Regions from separate parts of the Homo sapiens genome. Here region 1 is linked to region 2. Evidence: read pairs that join two places in POLR2A ChIA-PET (ENCODE). Cell type or tissue: OCI-LY7. All regions are shown on one strand. Links, peaks and the distances in the headings refer to the core of each region. The heading gives the core; the rest is flanking DNA. Region 1 has its middle 21 kb from the start of WDR45. Region 2 overlaps TFE3 (transcription factor binding to IGHM enhancer 3).

Region 1 (12,535 bases), core at 2,578-10,577, 73 kb before region 2:
CATGTTAGCCAGGCTGGTCTTGAACTCCTGACCTCAGGTGATCCACCCACCTCGGCCTCCCAAAGTGCTGGGATTACAGGCTTGAGCCACTGTGCCCAGCCCACAATCCTTTAAATCATTTAAATCCTCATAATGGCCTGTGGGATACACACTGTTACCATGTCCATTTTACATATGAGGGAACTGAGGCACCGAGTGGTTAAATGATTTGCATGATAGTTCTAGCTGGCAAGCAGAGAGCCAGGATTGTAAGCCAGGCAGACCGGGCATGAGTGCACATTCTTGTCCCTCTGCTTCACGCCGTCACTCCCAGCTGTTGCTATGATTCCTGTTTGCCTGTAGGGGTAGCTGTTCATTTATTTCCACTGCCATACAGCATTCCATGGTGTGCATGTGCAGCCTGGGTGTCCATATTCTCCTGTAACGGCCCTTTGGGCTGTTTCTGGTTCTTGCTGTTTGGAGTAACACTGCAGTGTTCACTCCCGCACATGTCTCCTGGTTCACATAGGCACGCAGACTCTCAGAGGGGAATCTGAGGGCGTAGGATTTGCATGTCTCTAACTTCTTCAGGTGATGCCAGACTATTTCCACAAGTGAATGCTAGCTCAGTCCCCAGGCCTCCCCAGGCCTCAGTTTCCCCATGTATTAGATAGGCCATTTGGGGACTTGAAGCTCTCAGATACAGGAACAGCAGTTTGGAGGAGCTGAGCAGGTCTGGGGTGTGACTGACATTCCCAGGTACCTGAAGGAGGAACTGCACATCTCCAGGTGGGACCTGCAGTCCTTCCTGGAAACTTCCATGGCTCCCCACACATGCAAGTTCAAAGCCTCTCTCCTGAACCTAGGTTCAGAGCCCCTTCTGCAGTGGTAGTTCCAACCTCCCTCCCATGTCCCCACTCACAGCTAAGCTTCGGGCCTGGAGCACCTCCAACCTGCTGATCAGGGCAAGTCCCAATGTGGCCTTCAAGGCCATTGCACATGTTCATTGTGACACTGTTCGCTGAGCAGTCACTGTGTGCTAGGCGTATCTGCAGCATCTGGACAGACGACACTAAATGGGTATTGAAGGATTGAATGAGGGATCAATAATGATATCCAGTTTGATTCAGTGGTTCCAGAGGTTTTTCTAAGTGCTTTCCATTTATTAACTCATCTCACATTCACAAATGACCCCATAAAGTAAGCACTATTGTTATCCCCATTGTACTGACAGGGAAGCTGAGGTCCAGAGGAGCTTGGGTGCCTTGCTCGAGGTCACACAGCTTGTGAGTGGTGGTTGGAGCTGAGGAAACGTGAGAAATTGTTGTTCCCAAGCTGTGAGGTGCCACATGGGGGCCAAGATAAAATTATTCTTTTTCTTTTTAGAGATAGGGTCTCACCATCATTCAGGTTGTAGTACAGTGGCGCAATCATGGCTCACTGCCACCTCCAACTCCTGGGCTTAAGGGATCCTCCCACCTCAGCCTCCTGAGTAGCTGGGTCTACAGGCCAGTGCCACCATGGTGGGCTAATTTTTAAAAGTTTTTATTTTCCATAGAGATTGGGCTTTGCCATTTTGCCCAGGCTGGTCTTGAACTCGTGGGCTGAAGCAATCCGGCTCCGTCAACCTCCCAAAGCCCTGGGATTACAGGCGTGAGCCACTGTGCCTGGCCTGTTCTCCATTTTTTTACTTCTTTCTCTGCGTCCAGATTGATCCCCTTGAACACTAATTTAGGGGACACTAAAAATCTGCTACATTTGCTGGTTATTTTCTAAATTAACATTTAAAAGTTGCGTATTTCCTTATCAAGGTATGAGAATGATTTAAAAAAAAAAAAAAAAAAAAAAACAAGGTCTGGCTCTATTGCCCAGGCTGGAGTGCAGTGGCGTGATCTCGGCTCACTGCAGCCTCCGCCTCCCAGGCTCAAGCCATCCTCTTCCTCCCACCTCAGCCTCCCGAGTAGCTGGGACCACAGGCATGTTCCACCGTACCTGGCTAATTTTTATATTTCTTGTAGAGATGAAATTTTGCTGTGTTGCTCAGGCTAGTCTCGAACCTCTGAACTCAAGGGATCTGCCCACGTCAGTCTCCCAAAGTGTTGGCCCGATTTTTGTTATTTTAGTACATAATGGAATGAGTTTTCCCATTATGGACTATAGTGATTTACTAATCATTTTAATATCACGTTTCATATCATTCATATTTTTTATTACTGTTGATTGGCATCAGTAATTTGGAGCTAGTATGTATGTCTGTCTGTATGTATGTATTTATTTATTTAGAGACAGTCTCACTCTGTTGCCAAGGCTGGAGTGCCATGGTGCAATCTCGGCCCATTACAACTTCTGCCTCCTGGGTTTCAAGTGATTCTTGTGCCTTAGCCTCTGGAGCAGCTGAGATTACAAGCATGGGCCACCATGCCCAGCTAATTTTTGTATTCTTAGTAGAGACAGGATTTCACCATGTTGGCCAGGCTGGTCTCAAACTCCTTACCTCAAGTAATCCACCTGCCTGGGCCTCCCAAAGTGCTGGAATTACAGGTGTGAGCCACTGCGCCTGGCCTTTGTTTTTTGTTTTTGTTTTTTTTTTGAGACAGATTCTTGCTCTGTTGCCCAGGTTGGAGTGCAGTGGCGTGATCTCGGCTCACTGAGGCCTCCACCTCCTGGGTTCAAGCAATTCTCTCACCTCAGCCTCCCAAGTAGCTGGGATTACAGGCCCATGCCACCACACCCAACTAATATTTGTATTTATTTTTTTAATAAGACGTGGTCTCACTCTGTCACCCAGATTGAAGTGCAGTGGCACAATCTCAGCTCACTGCAACTTCTGCCTCCCAGGCACAAGTGATCCTCCCACCTCAGCCTCCCCAGTAGCTGGGACCACAGGCACACACACCACCACGACAGACTAATTTTTTGTATTTTTAGTATAGATGGGGTTTCACCATGTTGGCCAGGCTGGTCTTGAACTCCTGGCTTCGGGTGATCCACACACCTCCCAAAGTGCTGGGATTACAGGCGTGAGCCACCACGTCCGGCCAGAGCTAGTTTGTTTTTTGTTTGTTTGTTGTTTTGGTTTTTGTTTGTTTGTTTTTGAGACAGAGTCTTGCTCTGTTGCCCAGGCTGGAGTGCAGTGGCACGATCTCAGCTCACTGCAACCTCTGCCTCCCAGGTTAAAGTGATTCTCCTGCCTCAGCCTCCCGAGTAGCTGGGATTACAGGCACCCGCCACCACACCTAGCTAATTTTTGTATTTTTAGTAGAGACGGAGTTTCACCATGTTGGCCAGGCTGGTCTCGAACTCCTGACCTCAGGTGATCAGCCCACCTCAGCCTCCCAAAGTGCTGGGATTACAGGCGTGAGCCACTGTGCCCAGCCGAGCTTGTTTGTTTTTTATGTGTCTCCATCAACTCTTGCTTTTCTGCACTGGATGCCAGTATTTGGTGAGGTAATACCTCAGAGATAATTTGCTCTCCTGGGCCTTCAAATAGACTTAAAAACAGCAGCTTTAATCCAGCTTTTCTGTTTGCTTGTCTGCACAGCTGGAAGCAGAAGTAATTTACTACACAGTAAACACCAGGAACGCCCAAGAACTGGGATAGACCCCATCACCTTCGTCTCCAACCTCCAGGGGCACCAGATGAATCACCTCCTGTTTATATCTTTTTTTTTTTTTTTGAGACAGGGTTCTTGCTTTGTCACCCAGGCTGGAGTGCACTGGCATGATCACAGTGCACTGCAACCTTGAACTTCCAGGCTTAAGCAATCCTCCCTCCTCAGCCCCTCAAGTAGCTGGGACTACAGGCACACACCACCATACCCGGATAATTTTTAAAATTTTTTTATAAAGACAGGGTCTTACTGTGTTGCTTAGGTGGGTCTCAAACTCCTGAGTGCAAGGGATCCTCCCATCTCAGCCTCCCAAAGTGCTTGCATTACAGGTGTGAGCCACTATGCCTGGCTTCCTGTTTATATCTTCTGTATTTTGCTTCTTTTTGGGAAGGCATTCCCTGCAAGATCCTGGTTGCCACACCTCAGGCCCTGAGTAGGTAATAAGACACAGGGCTGTCTTCCACACCCTGGCCCCACTGATTGAGTCCTACACATAGGGAAGGTCCAGCTGCTGTCCTTTAAAACCAAACTGAGGCCAAGATGGCAAAATTTACGTTGCTATATCCTCTTCCTCCCCTCACCGTACTATCCTCATGGCCCTCCGTACCCGACTGCGGGGTGCTTCCTGGGACAGGCCTGACATAAGGAAGTGTCATTTCCCAACCCTCAGATCCAGTACGCCCTTTTAGTAAGAAACATTTCGGCCGGGCGCGGTGGCTCATGCCTGTAATCTCAGCACTTTGGGAGGCCAAGGTGGGTGGATCAACTGAGGTCGGGAGTTCGAGACCAGCCTGACCAACATGGAGAAACCCTGTCTCTACTAAAAATACAAAATTAGCTGGGCGTGGTGGCACATGCCTGTAATCCCAGCTACTAGGGAGGCTGAGGCAGGAGAATCACTTGAACCTGGGAGGCAGAGGTTGCAGTGAGCCAAGATCGTGCCATTGCACTCCAGCCTGGGCAACAAGAGCGAAACTCCGTCTCAGAAAAAAAAAAAAAAAAGAAAAGGCCTCCTTTTACCATCCTGAAATGACATTCACATTCATGTACATTACAAGTCTTGCTGGTGTGGGACAGCCCCCCAGCACCAGACCTCTGCCCATTCAGTGCCAAAGCACCCTCAAGGAGGAATTCCCAAAACACACCCCGAGGGCAGGCAGGAACAGGACCCTTGTCTGTCTGGTTCAGCGCGGAATCCCCACCACCTAATACAAGACCCTGAATGCACTAAGTAAATAATTGCAGTCTGGATAACTATGCTGTGATTTACTGCCCTCTTCCTACAAAGCTTCCCTGTCCTCTGTTCACTGCCCCTGCGTGGGGAGCCAGAGAAGAAAAACGACTCAGGGTGCACAGGGGCCAGCTCCCTTGCACAGAGAGTTCTACACAGTTCACTGATGCTGTGGGCAAATGGATGCTTCAGGGGCCCTCTGTCCTGCCGGGGGCGGAATGAGGACAGGGTGAGCACAGAAAGGAGAGACATCTGTAGAGTCAGTGACGCATGGTCAGAACACAGAGTCCAGAGTGCACAGCCTGACCCTGGCCCTGGCTCTGCTCAGCTGTGTGCCTTCTGGTAACCCCTACAGGGCCTTAGGTCTCTCATCCAGAACGCAACGATGATAATAGTAGTTAAGGTTGTTGTGAAGACGCAGTGAAATTATTCACGTAATCAGGAGAGGTTGGCACGTGTTAAAATTATCCATTACTGGGTAATTTGGATCAACGAACTATCATTCCTGACGCCTAGATTCCCCCCGTCCCTCAAGCGCCTCCTCACCCTCCTCCCTCAGACTTCCAGGCTCCACCACCACTGGTGGATGGTCAAGAACCCAGAACAGGCGACCGACCTCTCTTTTTCTTTCCCCTGCTGCACAGCCCATCTCAGAGCTCCCTTCTGTGAGGCTCAGCCAGAGGCCTGCAGGGTTGGGACAGGCTCCTGGAGCCCTCCCCACCAACGAGAGGCCCCGGCCTACTCCCCTCACCTGCACAGGAAAACCCTGGCCCAGTCAGGGAACCAGAAATCTCCTCCCAGTCCTTACCTTGCCCTCACCCTCAGCCACCACCAACTACCCCTGGACGGGCGCCCCCTACATCCCTGCACCTCGGTCTGTGTGACCCCAGGAGTGCCCACTCCCCAATGTGTGTGCCCCTGTGGGTGTCCAAAGCCCTGTCTGTGTGACCCTAGGGGTGTCCACTCCCCAGCGTGTCCGACCCTCGGACCCCAGAGCCCGCAGCCCACAGCCTGGAATGGCCTGCCGCGCGCGGGGCAGGGACGCGCGCACGAAAGCGTCCACATGGAGCCACAACACTGGGCAGGGGCAGCCAACCCGGGCACACCTTTTTGTGTGGGGTAAGGAAAGAGCCCCTCCCCCGCGCGGGGCCCGGCATGCTCGTGCCCATCCCGTCCTGTTGGCACTCCCAGACCCGAGCGGCCCTCGGCCTCTCTCCCGCCCACCGCGTTGCCCTCTCCCCCGAAGGCTTAGTCTTGACCCAACCCTCCCGCCGCGGAACAAGCAACTGGCTTAAGGCCGGGGCGCGGTGGGCTCTGATTGGTCGATGACGATTGACGGTGATGATCTGATTGGTCGATGGTTGATTGGCGCTTCTCGGTAGCTGCCCGGGCGCGCCTCCGCCCCTGCGCTCCGGGCTCCCATTCGTCGCCGCTCTGGGGCATGCGCAGTGGGTGCCATTCAGTGCCTGGGCTCCGGGAAAGTCGTGCTTTTACGGTTCCGGGTACTGGCTCCCACACCACTGCCTCGTGTGGGGTTGTTCGCCCGTGAAGGGGCAGGACAGGGTGCGCGCTGGTGGAGGTTAGTGAGGTCACACACCGGGCCGTGGCGCCTGGTGCGCTGGGCGCTTCCACCTCAACCTTCGTAGCAAACCCAGCGGGGTTCTGTGCCTGCGCACCGTGGTTCCTGCGTTCATTTACTGTCCCGTTTCTCACTCCGGAAAGTGTGGCTTTGAGTTTGATCTGCAGGAGTAGGACGGGCACAGCGGGTGTCTGGTCTTCCTCGCACCATAAATCGCAGAGCGAGCCCTCTGTGGTCTCTGGATACAGTATACCAAAGTTAGATTAACTGTACTCCTTCTCACAAGCCGGTCCAACGTTTGCAGCAGTGAAAAAGCCCTAAGTGTCAGGGCCTTTGGCGAAGCCTGTGTAAGGGAATAAACACTTTCCCCAGTTTTCCAGGCGCAAACTGATGGTTTTGGAGCATTAAGGTCTGGTCGGATGGGGCAGGATGGCTGCGTTGACACGTCTTATTTAATCCACATCATAGGTAAGGTGACCACTTATCTTTTTACAGGTTGAAATTGTTACATTTTGGCCGGGCGCGGTGGCTCACGCCTGTAATCCCAGCACTTTGGGAGGCCGAGGCAGGTGGATCACGAGGTCAGGAGATCGAGACCATCCTGGCTAACACAGTGAAACCCCGTCTCTACTAAAAAAATACAAAAAATCAGCCGGGCGTGGTGACGGGCGCCTGTAGTCCCAGCTACTCAGGAGGCTGAGGCAGGAGGATGGCGTGAACCCGGGAGGCGGAGCTTGCAGTGAGCCGAGATCGCGCCAGTGCACTCCAGCCTGGGCGACAGAGCGAAACTACGTCTCAAAAAAAAAAAAAAAGAAAGAAAAGAAATTGTTACATTTTATATATATGTAAGTTGAAATGGAAGTATATATTGCAAGCATTATAAACGTATGCACCAATATGTATAAATCCATGATTTACAGGGATATAGATGCAGATGGAGCCGTGGGCCCAGTTCATTGCCCTGGGGTGAGTCACATGCTGAAGGGACAGGGGACTGTTGATCTTTTAACTGGGTGCCCAAAATGTTAGGAAGCCTGAGCCCTGAGGCCCCAGCTTTCACTAAGTGGGAAAAAATTCCCTTAATTAGCTTAGAAACTCCAATAGCGTAGTGCTGCCTCCACTGCTGAAAACAGCCAACCTTGATATCAGGTCTGGTCCCAAGAAACAACGTTGATATCAGGTCTGGTCCCAAGAAACAACGTTGATATCAGGTCTGGTCCCAAGAAACACTGTGTGTTTTTTTTTGTTTTTTTTTGTTTTTTTTTTTTTGAGACATAGTCTCGCTCTGTCGCCCAGGCTAGAGTGCAGTGGCGCGATCTCGACTCACTGCAAGCTCCACCTTCCGGGTTCACGCCATTCTCCTGCCTCAGCCTCCTGAGTAGCTGGGACTACAGGCGCCCGCCACCACGCCCGGTTAATTTTTTGTATTTTTAGTAGAGACAGGGTTTCACCGTGTTAGCCAGGATGGTCTCGATCTCCTGACCTCGTGATCCGCCTGCCTCAGCCTCCCAAAGTGCTGGGATTACAGGCATAAGCCACTACGCCCGCCCCAGAAACATTGTTCTTTCCTTTTCTCTTAGATTGTTATTTTATCCCTCTTTTCTCAGGAATGAGGAAAAAGGTTGCTATTTTAACTGTGAGTGTGTGGGAACTGGAGTACTGGGTAGCACTCTTCAAAGGTTCAGTTGAAGTCCGGGCAATTAGTCACCTCTGGATTTTTTTTTTTTGAAATGGAGTCTCACTCTGTTGCCATGCAGGAGTGCAGTGGTGTGATCTCGGCTCACTGCAACCTCTGCCTCCCGGGTTCAAGCGATTCTCCTGCCTCAGCTTCCCGAGTAGCTGGGACTACAGGCACGCACCACCACGCCCAGCTAATTTTTGTATTTTTAGTAGGGATGGGGTTTCACCATGTTGGCCAGGATGGTCTCAAACACCTGACCTCAGGTAATCCACCCACCTGGGCCTCCCAAAGTGCTGCGATTACTGGCATGAGCCACTGTGCCAGGCCCCTCCTCTGGATGTTTCTGAGAGTGGCTGGCTTTGTAACATGTATACTTCACTTTTGTATAATACTTTGTATATACTTCCGTTTCATATAATACTTTGTATATACTTCAGTTTCGCCACTCAGATGCCATAGGAAGTGAGGGGTGCATTGTTTTTGTTTGGGATTTTGTTCTAAAGATTACAGTATAACCAAACATACAATAAGCTATATTAACTCATTTTTTGGTGGGGGGGTAGAGACAGGGTATTTCTTTGTCACCCAGGCTGGAGTATAATGGTGAAGTCATGGCTCACTGCAGTCTGGACAGCCTGTGCTCAAGCCATCCTCCCACCTCAGCCCCCCAAGTAGCTTGGAGTACAGGTGCGCCACGCTACACCTGGCTAATTTTTTACTTTTTGTAGAGATGAGGTCTCACAATGTTGCCCTGCTGGTCTCAAATTTCTGCGTTCAGGCAATCCTCCTGCCTCAGACTCCCAAAGTGCTGGAATTACAGGCATGAGCCACTGCACCCAGCCTTTATTACCTTTTTTTTTTCTTTTTTTTTTTAAGATAGGTTCTCCTTCTGTTGTCCAGGCTGGAGTTTAGTGGCACGGTCTTGACTCACTGCAACCTCCGCCTCCCAGGTTCAAGCAATTCCCGCACCTTAGCCTCCCGAGTAGATGGGATTTACAGGTGCTCGCCACCACTCCTGGCTAATTTTTGTATTTTTAGTAGAGACCAGGTTTTGCCATGTTGGTCAGGCTGGTCTCAAACTCCTGACCTCAAGTGATCCGCCCACCTCAGCCTCCCAAAGTGCTGGGATTACAGGCATGAGCCTCCATGCCCTGCAGTATTATCTTTTTTAAAGAGAGAGTACTTGAGGCCAGGAGTTTGAGACCAGTCTGGGCAATGTGAGACACCGTCTCTACAAAAATTACAAAAAATTAGCCCAGTTTGGTGGTACACACTTGTGGTCCCAGCTACTCAGGAGGCTGATGTGGGAGGATCACTTAAGCCTTGCAATTAGAGGCCGCAGTGAGCCATGATCACACCACGGCACTCCAGCCTGGGCAACAGAGACCTCATCTCAAAAAATAAATAAATAGGCCGGGCACAGTGGCTCGTGCCTGTAATCCCAGCACTTTGGGAGGCCAAGGCAGGTGGATCACCTGAGGTCAGGAGTTCAAGACCGGCCTGACCAACATGGTGAAACCCCATCTCTACTAAAAATACAAAAAATAAGCCAGGTGTGGTGGCTAACGCCTGTAATCCCAACTACTCTGGAGGCCGAGACAGGAGAATCGCTTGAACCTGGGAGGCAGAGGTTGCAGTGAGCCGAGATTGCGCCATTGTACTCCAGCCTGGGCAACAGGAGCAAAATTCCATCTCAAAAAAAAAAATAATAATAATAATAATACAAAAATTAGCTGGGGGAGGCCAGGCGCGGTGGCTCATGCCTGTAATCCCAGCACTTTGGGAGGCCGAGGCGGGCAGATCACCTGAGGTCAGGAGTTCAAGACCATCCTAACCAACATTGTGAAACCCCATCTCTACTAAAAATACAAAAAATGAGCTGGGCATGGTGGCACGTGCCTGTAGTCCCAGCTACTCGGGAGGCTGAGACAGGAGAATCGCTTAAAACCAGGAGGTGAAGGCTACAGTGAGCCCAGATCACGCCACCACACTCCAGCCTGGCGACAGAGCGAGACTCTGTCTCAAAAAAAAAAAAAAACAATTAGCTGGGGCTAGTGGTGGGCGCCTGGGCGACAAAAGTGAAACTCCATCTCAAATAAATAACAGAAACACACCCTTTCTTATCTGTTGTGCATACTTAACTAAAAGAAACACACCCAAAAGTATTTACAAATAAAGAAGATGGGGGAGGAAAAGAAAATCTTTAGCTTATTAATAAAAGAATGGGTCTATTTGAAAAGTACAAATGCTAAAAAAAAAAAGTGCTTCAATGTATATAGCTTGCCTTTTAAGTCTGTAGCCATTTAAATTATAAGAATTTCATCATTTGCTGGCCAGGCGCAGTAACTCACACCTGTAATCCCAGCACATTGGGAGACCGAGGTGGGCGGATCACGAGGTCAAGAGATGGAGACCATCCTGGCCAACATGGTGGAACCCCATCTCTTATTAGCCGAGCATGGTGGTGTGCACCTGTAGTCCCAGCTACTTGAGAGGCTGAGGCAGGAGAATCGCTTGAACCCAGGAAGCGGAGGTTGTAGTGAGCCGATATTGTGCCACTGCACTCCAGCCTGGCGACAGAGCGAAACTCAGTCTCAAAAAATAAAAATAAAAAATGTCATCACTTGCCAAGCCTGGTGGCTCATGCCTGTAATCCCAGCACTTTGTGAGGCTGAGGCAGGAGGATTACTTGAGTCCAAAAGATTGAAGCTGCAGTGAGCTGTGATTGGGCCACTGCCCTCTAGCCTGGGCAACAGAGCAAGACCCTATTCAACAATAACAAAAAAAGGAATTAGGTGATGGGAAATGCCTACCATTTGAATCTATAAAGATAAGCAAGGCAGGGTGCAGTGGCTCACGCCTATAATGCCAACATTTTGGGAGGCTGAGACAGGAGGATCGCTTGAGCTCCAGAGTTCAAGACCAGCCTGGGCAACATAGTGAGATCTAGTCTCTACAAAAATAAACAAATTTAGCTGGGTGTGGTGGTGCGTGCCTGTAGTCTCAGCTACATGGGAGGCTGAGGTGGGAGGATTGAGTGAGCTCAGGAGGTTGAGACTGCAATGAGCCATGATTACGCCACTGCACTGCGGCCTAGGTGACAGCAAAACCTGTCTCAAAAAAGAGAGAGAGAGAGATAAGCAAGAGTTACTCATGATGCTTGGACTTGGGGGAAGATGCCAACTCTGGCACATGTCAGTTACTACATAAAAAGTCAAGTGCAATGTCAAATCCAGAGCATCAAGAGGAAAAAAAGTTCAGTTCCCAAGAGAACATGGATAGCTTAATAATGTAAAACTTGGCCGGGCAGGGTGGCTCATGCCTGTAATCCCAGCACTTTGGGAGGCCGAGGTGGGTGGATCACAAGGTCAGGAATTCAAGACCAGCCTGGCCAACTTATTGAAACCCTATCTCTACTAAAAAAAAAAATACAAAAACAATAGCCAGGCTTGGCAGCTGGCGCCTGTAATTCTAGCTACTCAGGAGGCTGAGGCAGAGAATTGCTTGAACCCGGGAGGCGGAGGTTGCAGTGAGCCCAGATCACGCCATTGCACTCTAGCCTGGGTGACAGCGAGATGCCGCCTCAAAAAAAAAAAAAAAAAAAAAAAAGGCCGGGCACGGTGGCTCACACCTGTAATCCCAGCACTTTTGGAGGCCAAGGTGGGCGGATCATGAGGTCAGGAGATCGAGACCATCCTGGCTAACATGGTGAAACCCCGTCTCTACTAAAAATACAAAAAATTAGCTGGGCGTGGTGGCGGGCGCCTGTAGTCCCAGCTACTCGGGAGGCTGAGGCAGGAGAATGGCGTGAACCTGGGAGGAAGAAGTTGCAGTGAGCCGAGATCGTGCCACTGCACTCCAGCCTGGACAACAGAGCAAGACTCCATCTCAAAAAAAAAAAATTAGCCGGATGTAGTGGTGTGAACCTATAGTCTCAGCTACTCAGGAGGCTCGCCCGCCTTGGCCTCCCAAAGTTCTGGGATTACAGGTGTGAGCCACCGTGCCCAGCCTGTATTTTCTGTAGAGATGGAATTTTGCCATGTTGCTCAGGCCAGTCTCGAACTCCTGGGCTCAAGCAATCCTCCCACCTTGTCCTCCCAAAGTGCTGGGATTACAGGTGTGAGGCACCATGCCCAGCCGCAACAGTAATTTTCACAAATTACTGAAGTCAAGTAGCCAATTTTGATTCATGAAAGTGATATCACTGTAATTCTTCTAAACTTTCACTGAAATGCATGCTCCCTTTGCAGAGGGAAAGCTGGGTTAAGAGATGTCCAGGATGGTCGGGCTCGGTGGCTCATGCCTATAATCCCAGCACTTTGGGAGGCCAAGGCAGGCAGATCACCTGAGGTCGGGAGTTTGAGACCAGCCTGACCAACATGGAGAAACTCCATCTCTACTAAAAATACAAAATTAGCCAGGCGTGGTGGTGCATGCCTGTAATCCCAGCTACT
Region 2 (11,200 bases), core at 2,367-10,366:
AAGGTCGGAGAAGATTGGGTTGGAGTGTTCCAAGAATGCTGGATTGGAATGTTGTGCTGGGAGGAGCTAACGGACTGGAATGTCCCATCAGAGCCGACAAAGACCTGAGAAGGGTGGTTTTCCAGCATTTCTTCTCAGAGCCAGCCCCGGGGTTTGGGAAAGGGGCTTTAGAGGTCACTGAGGGATATGAGGGACTGGAGGAAGTGATAAGCAGGCCAGGCAGGCTCCAGTCTCCCAGCGAAGCAAGGTAGGTCCAGTTTGCTCTGTCCTCCCTGTTTGGTCGCCATGTGAATTTGCCTTGAAGGAGAAGCAAGGGTTCTGGTGCTGAGTCAGCCAGTCCTTGCATTAGAGGGTGCCCCATCTTTGGGATATGTGGAAGCTCAGGAACCTGGTTCTGAGGAGGAGCCAAGCCTGGGGTTTGTTCCCAACTGGTGGTTCTCTGCCCTCTCTGCCCCCAGCTGCCTGTGTCAGGGAATCTGCTTGATGTGTACAGTAGTCAAGGCGTGGCCACACCAGCCATCACTGTCAGCAACTCCTGCCCAGCTGAGCTGCCCAACATCAAACGGGAGATCTCTGGTAGGTGATAGGGTCTTGGCCCCATGGCCCTACACTTTACCCCAGGTGAGCCCTGTGCCTACCAGGTCTAGAGATGGGCCTGATTCTGAGGGGAATGGTTTGGACATATGGAAATGGAGGCTGTTTGTCCCCTTTCCCCCTATGGCTTGTGGTCTTGCTTTCACCCCACTTCAGTTCCTCTCGTCTTGGATTTAACAACCAGCCTATCACCATGGCTTAAAATAGTAAAAAGAAGGCACTTTTTAAAAAAGGCATTTCCCCTGCTTTTGGCTACCAAACCCTACCTTAGTATCTGCATGTGTTTCTTGCCTTCCTGTGCTCAGAGGCCCTGATCACTCCACTCTTTTCCAGAGACCGAGGCAAAGGCCCTTTTGAAGGAACGGCAGAAGAAAGACAATCACAACCTAAGTAAGCCAGAGAGCGTGTGCATTGCCCGGGTGCTGTGCAGGCCTGCCTCACCCCGAGTCCTGGCCCCCCATGGGGAACTCCTTCCCTGCAACAGCCTCCCAACTCCCTACTTTCTGTCTCTTCCATTTTTGGCTAATTGACAACTCTTTCTCCCACTCTTTCTTCCTCTCCTCCCCTCTCCAAAGTTGAGCGTCGCAGGCGATTCAACATTAACGACAGGATCAAGGAACTGGGCACTCTCATCCCTAAGTCCAGTGACCCGTGAGTCTGGGCTGGGACCCTCAGGCCAGCGGGAGGTGGGGCAGGCGTCCCATGCTACTAAAATTGTGCCTTGGTGGGCTCACCAGGCAGTCTCGGCCCAGGCATTTCTCCTCTGTCTGGTTCTTTCTCAGCCTGAGCAGGGTTGCAGACCCTCACTATGTCAGCACCTAAAATTTTAGGCACATAATGTTATGGTCTGTGTGCCCCATCTGGTCCCCGTAGGATATATGCACCTACTTTTCTGTTCACTTAGTACTTCCTTTTTTTTTTTCTTTTTTTTGAGATGGAGTCTCACGCTGTCACCCAGGCTGGAGTGCAGTGGTGCAATGGTACTTCCTTTATTTATTCAAGATTTATTTATTGGCCGGGTGTGGTGGCTCATGCCTGTAATCCCAGCACTTTGGGAGGCCAAGGCGGGGTCGATCACCTAAGGTCAGGAGTTTCAGACTAGCCTGGCCAACATGATGAAACCCCGTCTCTACTAAAAAATACAAAAATTAGCCAGGTGCAGTGGCTCACACTTGTAATCCTGGCACTTTGGGAGGCCAAGGCAGGCGGATCACGAGGTCAGGAGGTGAAGGCCAACATGGTGAAACCCTGTCTCCACTAAAAATAAAAAAAATTTAGCTGGGCGTGGTGGCACGCACCTGTAATCCCCGCTACTCGGGATGCTGAGGCAGGAGAATCACTTGAACCCGGGAGGTGGAGGTTGCAGTGAGCCAATATGGTGCCACTGCACTCCAGCCTGGGTGACAGAGCAAGACTTTGTCTCAAAAACAAAAAAAAAAAAAGATGGCCGGGTGCAGTGGCTCACGCCTGTAATCCCAGCACTTTGGGAGGCCGAGGCGGGTGGATCACAAGGTCAGGAGATTGAGACCATTCTGGCCAACATGGTGAAACCCCATTTCTATTAAAAATATAAAAATTAGCGGGGCGTGGTGGTGGGCACCTGTAATCCCAGCACTTGGGGAGGCCGAGACGGGTGGATCACCTGAGGTCAGGAGTTTGAGACCAGCCTGGCCAACATGGTGAAACCCCATCTCTACAAAAAATACAAAAAAAATTAGCTGGGCGTGGTGGCGTAGGCCTGTCATCTCAGCTACTCAGAAGGCTGAGGCAGGAGAATCGCTTGAACCTGAGAAGTGGAGGTTGTAGTGAGCCAAGATTGTGCCACTGCTCTCCAGCCTGGGTGACAGAGCGAGACTCCATCCCCCACCGCCCCGCAAAAAAAAAGGAAAAGAGAAAGATTTATTTTTTGAACCTCTGGTTTGTGCCAGGTACCATATTAGGCCCTAAAGATACCAGAGGGAACAAAACAGACCTCATGAAACTGATGTTTTAGTGGGGGCAGACAAATAGTAAATAAGTAAACATCCATGAGATCCATTATGATGAGTGTTATGAGAAGAATAAAGACTGGAAGGAAAATGGGAGAATGTTGGGGAGGGTTAGTTTGGGATAAGGAAGGTGAGGACAGGGCAGGCCCCAACTGACAAGGAAACGTTTGAATAAAGAGCCTAAGGAGGCAAGGCGGGGAGCCGCATGGGTGTCTGGGGGTAAGAGTATTCAAGGCAGAGGGCACGGCTGGGATTGATGCCCTGAGATGGGAGTGGTTTTCCATATTCTAGGAGCACTGAGAGACCAATGTGGCTGTAGTGAGATCAATCGGAGGGACATAGGGAAGAGAGGAATCCTAAGGGGTCAGGTCAGAGACGGCTTCCAGGGTTTGGAGTGTGATGGGGCACCATTGTAAGATTCCAGGCGGGAAGTTTTCCTCTGGATACTCCATACCTTTGAAAGACCCCAGCCTCAAGTTCTAAGCATGTGGTGGGAGGCTCCCACCTGGTGCAATCCCCGCCTCAGCTCCTGAGAAACTCCTCATGTGGCATTTCCTGCTTGCCTCCCACTTGGGCCCCACAGGGAGATGCGCTGGAACAAGGGCACCATCCTGAAGGCCTCTGTGGATTATATCCGCAAGCTGCAGAAGGAGCAGCAGCGCTCCAAAGACCTGGAGAGCCGGCAGCGATCCCTGGAGCAGGCCAACCGCAGCCTGCAGCTCCGAATTCAGGTTTGAAAAGAGGAGATGGTGGTGGGGGAAGAGGGGGAGAGCTTCCTGCAGGTGGAGGCAGAGAGAGAGCAGGCCAGGGTTTCCCTTCCTGGCATACTTGGGGGATCCCTGGGCTTCCCAGATCACACGATGATGATAGTGATAATGATAAATAATAATCATAATATTAACAAGGATAATAATATTGCTAATGTACATAGCATTTATCTTGTGCTCTGTACTGTGACAAGAGCTTTATATCCACTAACTTATTCAATCCTCAGAATTCTATGAGATAGGGGCCATTATTTTATTTATTTATTTATTTATTTTTGAGATGGAGTTTCGCTCGTTGCCCAGGCTGGAGTGCAATGGCGCAATCTCGGCTCACCGCAACCTCCGCCTCCCGGGTTCAAGCAATTCTCCTGTCTCAGCCTCCTGAGTAGCTAGGATTATAGGCATGCACCACCACACCCAGCTAATTTTTGTATTTTTAGTAGAGATGGGGTTTCTCCATGTTGGTCAAGCTGGTCTCGAACTCCTGACCTCAGGTGATCCACCTGCCTCGGCCTCCCAAAGTGATTACAGGCGTGAGCCACCGCGCCCAGCCTAGGGGCCATTATTATATACCCACTTTACAGTTTGCGACTCTGAAGCTTCAGAGATGTTAAGCACCTTGCCTAAAGTTTTGGAACTAGTGAGTAGCAGAAGCTGAATTCCAACCCAGGGAACCTACCCTTTTCAACCTTTATACTCCTCTGCCTCTGAGGGACTCTGAACCCTACTTATCCTGCACCCAACCCCTATTTTTTACAGGAACTAGAACTGCAGGCCCAGATCCATGGCCTGCCAGTACCTCCCACTCCAGGGCTGCTTTCCTTGGCCACGACTTCGGCTTCTGACAGCCTCAAGCCAGAGCAGCTGGACATTGAGGAGGAGGGCAGGCCAGGCGCAGCAACGTTCCATGTAGGGGGGGGACCTGCCCAGAATGCTCCCCATCAGCAGCCCCCTGCACCGCCCTCAGATGCCCTTCTGGACCTGCACTTTCCCAGCGACCACCTGGGGGACCTGGGAGACCCCTTCCACCTGGGGCTGGAGGACATTCTGATGGAGGAGGAGGAGGGGGTGGTGGGAGGACTGTCGGGGGGTGCCCTGTCCCCACTGCGGGCTGCCTCCGATCCCCTGCTCTCTTCAGTGTCCCCTGCTGTCTCCAAGGCCAGCAGCCGCCGCAGCAGCTTCAGCATGGAAGAGGAGTCCTGATCAGGCCTCACCCCTCCCCTGGGACTTTCCCACCCAGGAAAGGAGGACCAGTCAGGATGAGGCCCCGCCTTTTCCCCCACCCTCCCATGAGACTGCCCTGCCCAGGTATCCTGGGGGAAGAGGAGATGTGATCAGGCCCCACCCCTGTAATCAGGCAAGGAGGAGGAGTCAGATGAGGCCCTGCACCTTCCCCAAAGGAACCGCCCAGTGCAGGTATTTCAGAAGGAGAAGGCTGGAGAAGGACATGAGATCAGGGCCTGCCCCCTGGGGATCACAGCCTCACCCCTGCCCCTGTGGGACTCATCCTTGCCCAGGTGAGGGAAGGAGACAGGATGAGGTCTCGACCCTGTCCCCTAGGGACTGTCCTAGCCAGGTCTCCTGGGAAAGGGAGATGTCAGGATGTTGCTCCATCCTTTGTCTTGGAACCACCAGTCTAGTCCGTCCTGGCACAGAAGAGGAGTCAAGTAATGGAGGTCCCAGCCCTGGGGGTTTAAGCTCTGCCCCTTCCCCATGAACCCTGCCCTGCTCTGCCCAGGCAAGGAACAGAAGTGAGGATGAGACCCAGCCCCTTCCCCTGGGAACTCTCCTGGCCTTCTAGGAATGGAGGAGCCAGGCCCCACCCCTTCCCTATAGGAACAGCCCAGCACAGGTATTTCAGGTGTGAAAGAATCAGTAGGACCAGGCCACCGCTAGTGCTTGTGGAGATCACAGCCCCACCCTTGTCCCTCAGCAACATCCCATCTAAGCATTCCACACTGCAGGGAGGAGTGGTACTTAAGCTCCCCTGCCTTAACCTGGGACCAACCTGACCTAACCTAGGAGGGCTCTGAGCCAACCTTGCTCTTGGGGAAGGGGACAGATTATGAAATTTCATGGATGAATTTTCCAGACCTATATCTGGAGTGAGAGGCCCCCACCCTTGGGCAGAGTCCTGCCTTCTTCCTTGAGGGGCAGTTTGGGAAGGTGATGGGTATTAGTGGGGGACTGAGTTCAGGTTACCAGAACCAGTACCTCAGTATTCTTTTTCAACATGTAGGGCAAGAGGATGAAGGAAGGGGCTATCCTGGGACCTCCCCAGCCCAGGAAAAACTGGAAGCCTTCCCCCAGCAAGGCAGAAGCTTGGAGGAGGGTTGTAAAAGCATATTGTACCCCCTCATTTGTTTATCTGATTTTTTTATTGCTCCGCATACTGAGAATCTAGGCCACCCCAACCTCTGTTCCCCACCCAGTTCTTCATTTGGAGGAATCACCCCATTTCAGAGTTATCAAGAGACACTCCCCCCTCCATTCCCACCCCTCATACCTACACCCAAGGTTGTCAGCTTTGGATTGCTGGGGCCAGGCCCCATGGAGGGTATACTGAGGGGTCTATAGGTTTGTGATTAAAATAATAAAAGCTAGGCGTGTTTGATGCGCTTTTAACTTTGGCAAAGAGTCTCCTGTCCTTGTTTTACACTGTGCAGTGAACATAGCCCATGCAGGCCAAGAGGGATAAAAGTCCTTGGGAGAAACAGATTCCAGAAGGATGGATAAAAGAATTTAGAAAGGAAGAGGGCATGGAGGAAGACAATATGCAAACAAAAGACAGTATTTTTAAAGACCAATCACCAGGCACAATTTTAACTGCTGCAAGTGTTTCATCTAATTTATTTCTCTAAAGGGATGTTAGTCAGAACATGCTGCTTCTTACTTCCATTTGGTCTTTGAAGAAGCTGAGGAATAGAATTGAACTGTTCTGAAGATATGCAAGCCTGTAAATGGGTGAGGCGGTAAAACAGTAAAGTCAGGTGAGTGAGGGCTCGATTGAAAAATGCCACTGAGGGCAGAGGGGGAAAGAAGCTTTTCTTGCAAATCCACTTTTGAAACTGATAAAGAAGTCTATGAGGATATTTCCTGGCAGACAACAGAGGTATTTAAGATGGTGGAAAGGACAAAGACAAATATCTGAAAGGCAGAGGAACAAGCAACCAACTGAATTTTGGAACAGATGTTGAGATTTTGGGAGAATTTAAATGAACACAAGTATCTTCTTGAAGGCTGGGAAAAAGTATTTTCCCGCAATTTCTCAACCAGACACTGACTCCTAGAACAAGCATCAGGCCTGGTCCCTCCATTTCCCCCACCAGACTGTGACCTCTGAGGGCTGGAACTGGGCTTGGTCACCGTGACTACCCTAGACTGTGACCACCATACTTGTTATCTCTTTTTTTTTTTTTTGAGACAATCTCGCCCTGTCACCCAGGCTGGAGTGCAGTGGCATGATCTCGGCTCACTGCAACCTCTGCCTCCCAGGTTCAGGTAATTATCTTGTCTCAACCTCTCTAGTTGCGATTACAGGCATCTGCCACCACACCCAGCTAATTTTTTGTGTTTTTAGTAGAGACGGGGTTTCACCATGATGGCCAGGCTGGTTTCGAACTCCTGACCTCAAGTGATCTGCCTGCCTCGGCCTCCCAAAGTGCTGGGATTAGAGGTGTAAGCCACCACACCCGACCCTTGCTAGCTCTTTCTAACCTATCACACTGCTACCCCTCCAAGCCTGGTTGCTGAATCTCTGTAACCAGACTGATGGCTCCCTAATAACCTTTATTTTTTCTCCTCAACTTTGCTGTACTCTCTCTCTTTTTTTTTTTTTTTTTTTTTTGAAACGGAGTCTCACTCTATTGCCCAGACTGGAGTGCAGTGGCATGATCTCTGCTAACTGCAACCTCTGCCTCCCAGGTTCAAGCGATTCACGTGCCTCAGCCTCCCAAGTACCTGGGATTACAGACGCGCAACCACGCCCAGCTAATTTTTGTATTTTTAGTAGAGACAGGGTCTCACCATGTTGCCCAGGCTAGTCTCAAACTCCTGGCCTCAAGTGATATACCTGCCGTGGCCTCCCAAAGTGGGATTACAGGCATAAACCACCATACCTGGCCCTATACTCTCTTATTTTATTTTATTTTATTTTATTTTATTTATTTATTTATTTATTTTGAAACAGGGTTTCCCTCTGTCACCCAGGCTGGGGTGCAATGGCGCGATCTCAGCTCACTGCAACCTCCGCCTCCCGGGTTCAAGCGATTCTCCTGCCTCAGCCTCCTGAGTACCTGGGATTACAGGCATGTGCCACCACACCTGGCAAATTTTAGGTACTTTTCTTTTTTTTTATATGGAGTCTCGCTCTTTTGCCCAAGCTGGAGTGCAGTGGCACGGTCTCGGCTCACTGCAACCTCCACCTCCCAGGCTCAAGCAATTCTCCTGCCTCAGCCTCCCGAGTAGCTGGGATTACAGGCACCTGTCACCGCGCCTGGCTAATTTTTGTATTTTTATTAGAGACAGGATTTCACCATGTTGGTCAGGCTGGTCTCAAACTCCTGACCTCGTGATCGCCCACTTCGGCCTCCCAGAGTGCTGGAATTACAGGGGTGAGCTACTGTGCCCGGCCTTTTTTTTTTTTTTTTAAAGACAGAGTCTCGCTCTGTCGTCCAGGCTGGAGTGCAATGGTGCGATCTCGGCTCACTGCAACCTCTGCCTCCCAGGTTCAAGTGATTCTCCTGCCTCAGCCTTGCGAGTAGCTGGGATTACAGACATGTGCCACTACTGCTCAGCTAATTTTTGTATTTTTAGTAGAGATGGGGTTTCACCATGTTGGCCAGGCTGGTCTTGAACTCCTGACTTCAAATGATCCGCCTGCCTTGGCCTCCCAAATTGCTGGGATTACAGACATGAGCCACGGCCCCTGGCCCAATCTTTTGTACTTTTAGCAGAGACCAAGGTTTCACCATGTTGGTCAGGCTGGTCTCGCATTCGTGACCTCAGATGATTCGCCCGCCTCGGCCTCCCAAATTGTTGGGATTACAGGCATGAGCCACCGTGCCTGGCCTCTTCTTTATTTTTTAAACGTAACATGTAATGCCCAGAGGTTTTTTTTTGGGGGGGGAAGGGGGTACAGGGTCTCACTGTCACCCAGACTGGAGTGCAGTGGCATGATCTTGGCTCACCACAACTTCCAACTCCCAGGTTCAAGCGATTCTCCTGCCTCAGCCTCCCGAGTAGCTGGGATTACAGACACATGCCACTACTGCCCGGCTAATTTTTGTATTTTTAGTAGAGATGGGTTTTCACCATGTTGGCCAGGCTGGTTTTGAACTCCTGATCTCAAATGATCCAACTGCCTCGGCCTCCCAAAGTGCTGGGATTACAGGTGTGAGCCACTGCACCTGGCCTCCCAGAGGTGTGTTTTTTTGTTTTTGTTTTTGTTTTTGTTTGAGGCGAAGTCTCACTCTGTCGCCCAGGCTGGAGTGCAATGGTGGGATCTTGGCTCATTGCAACCTCCGGCTCCTGGGTTCAAGCCATTCTCCTGCCCTAGCCTCCCAAGTAGCTGGGACTACAGGCGCACACCACCACGCCCGGCTAATTTTTTTGTATTTTTAGTAGAGATGGGGTTTCACCACGTTAGCCAGGATGGTCTTGATCTCCTGACCTCGTGATCCACCCGCCTCAGCCTCCCAAAGTGCTGGGATTACAGGCGTGAGCCACCGTACCTGGCCTCCCAGAGGTTTTTTAACAGTTTTTCTGAAATAATTTTAGATTTACAGAAGAGTTGCATCACCATTAGTGAGCTTTCATACCTGTCACCCACCTCCCCCTAATGTTAACATTCTACGTAACCATGGCACATTTATCAGTGCTAAGAAAATAACATTGGGCCGGGCGTGGCGGCTCACGCCTGTAATCCCAGCACTTTGGCAGGCTGAGGCAGGCGGATCACAAGGTCAGGAGATCGAAACCGTCCTGGCTAACACGGTGAAACCCCGTCTCTACTAAAAATATAAAAAATTAGCTGGGTGTGGTGGCGAGCACCTGTAGTCCCAGCTACTCGGGAGGCTAAGGCAGGAGAATGGCATGAACCCAGGAGGCTGGCAGTGAGCCGAGATTGCGCCACTGCACTCCAGCCTGGGCGATAGAGCGAGACTCCATCTCAAAAAAAATAAAAAATAAAAAAAAAAATAAGATTGGTAGAGTACTATTAACTCAACTTCAGACTTTATTTGGATTTCACTGGCTTTTCCACTAACGTCTTTTCTGTGCTAGGATCCAAGTAAGTATGCCGTACTACTTATTCCTGTGAAACAAATGACCACAATCTTAGTGGCTCCAAACAATACACATAAATTATCTCTCAGGTTTTGCAAGTCAGGAATCCAGGCTGGGTTCAGCTGGGTCCTCAGCTTCAGCCTCTCTCACTAAGGCACAATCGAGGAAGGAGTTGGGCAGGATTGAGGACTTCTCTGAACGTGCGACCGGGGAAGGATCTGCTCTGTGCTCCCATATTTGTTGGCAGGATCCGGTTCTCTGCAGCCTGTTGGACAGAGGGCCCCAGTTCCTTGCTGGCTGTTAGCCAGAGGTGCCCACCATCCACACCATGTGTGCCTTTCCATGCAGTGGCTCACAGCATGGTAGTTTGCTTCATCCAAGCCAGCGAGAGAAAGAGTTGGCTAGCAAAACAGAGGTCACATCTCTTGTGATCTAATTATGGAAGTGATATCCCCTCAAGGTTGAGGCATTCTGTTACTTGCAAAGAAGTTACTAAAGGGGAGGGGATTACACAAGACCAAGAATATAGCAGGCAGGGAGCACTGGTTGAGGGCATCTCAGAAGGCACCTACCATAGATACTATGTTGTACTAAGTGGTCCTATCTTCTTGGTTTTTGCAGACGGTTTCTCAGTCTGTCTACTGAGAAGTCCTACAAATCATGCTATCCCAGAAACAATGAGCACATCTAGTGGCCAGATCTTGGTTTCTTTTTTGTTGTTGTTGTTGAGACAGAGTTTCACCCTTGTCACCCAGGCTGGAGTGCAATGGCGCAATCTTGGCTCACTGCAACCTCCGCCTCCTGGGTTCAAGCGATTCTCCTGCCTCAGCCTCCTGAGTAGCTGGGACTACAGGCGCTGCCCACCACGCCTGACTACTTTTTGTATTTTTAGTAGAGACAGGGTTTCGCCGTGTTGGCCAGGCTGGTCTTGAACTCCTGACCTCAGGTGATCTGCCCATCTTGGCCTCGCAAAGTGCTGGGATTACAGGTCTGAGCCACCGCGCCTGGCCTGGACCTTGGTTTCTAAATGCCATTCTCCAATAAAAGAAACCAGTGCTCCTGGAAAAATGGCTGATTTTCAGTCTGGGGTGGAGAGAAATACAAGATGAGCCTGGAGCATCCTGTAGTGACAGAAAGTAAGGAAATGCCTAAAACCAATGATGGAGGCTAGGCATGGTGGCTCACACCTGTAATCCCAGCACTTTGGGAGGCCAAGACGCATGGATCACCTGGGGTCAGGAGTTTCAGACCAGCCTGGCCAACATGGTGAAACCCCGTCTCTACTAAAAATACAAAAAATTAGCCGGGTGTGGTGGGGGGCACCTGTAATCCCAGCTACTCAGGAGGCTGAGGCAGGAGAATTGCTTGAACCTGGGAGGCAGAGGTTGCAGTGAGCCGAGATCATGCCATTGCACTCCAGCCTGGGCAACAAGAGCAAAACTCCATCTCAAAAAAAAAAAAAAAAAAACAAACAAACAAAAAAGCAATGATTGCAGCATGTCATAAGATACAGAAGCCAACCTGAAAGAACTCCTGGTCAGGTGCGGTGGCTCACGTCTGTAATCC

Evidence for each region. ChIA-PET counts read pairs that join two places held together with the same protein. Peaks named below come from ENCODE experiments on the same cell type or tissue, not always from the same donor. Only the 100,000 strongest peaks of a DNase experiment are listed, where the experiment ranks them.
Region 1: POLR2A ChIA-PET joins it to region 2 with 10 read pairs; 5 of 35 experiments call an interaction of 5 or more read pairs at or near these places.

What each region holds. Positions count from the first base shown.
Region 1 is chrX:49,094,915-49,107,449 of GRCh38, reverse strand. It overlaps a transcript of WDR45 not described here. Among named protein-coding and RNA genes, the nearest start is that of WDR45, 21 kb to the right of the region's middle. RefSeq lists an enhancer at 6,827-6,906. In OCI-LY7, for the core only: CTCF peaks have their summits at 5,510 and 5,711; a DNase peak (open chromatin) is centred at 6,179; H3K4me3 peaks cover 2,264 bases; H3K27ac peaks cover 2,026 bases.
Region 2 is chrX:49,023,510-49,034,709 of GRCh38, reverse strand. It overlaps TFE3 (transcription factor binding to IGHM enhancer 3), which reads left to right. Exons shown (of 10, transcript NM_006521.6): 6 at 459-576; 7 at 928-984; 8 at 1,170-1,245; 9 at 3,166-3,313; 10 at 4,109-5,984. The coding sequence ends at 4,552. Among named protein-coding and RNA genes, the nearest start is that of TFE3, 14 kb to the left of the region's middle. In OCI-LY7, for the core only: no CTCF peak of the experiment used is centred there; no DNase peak of the experiment used is centred there.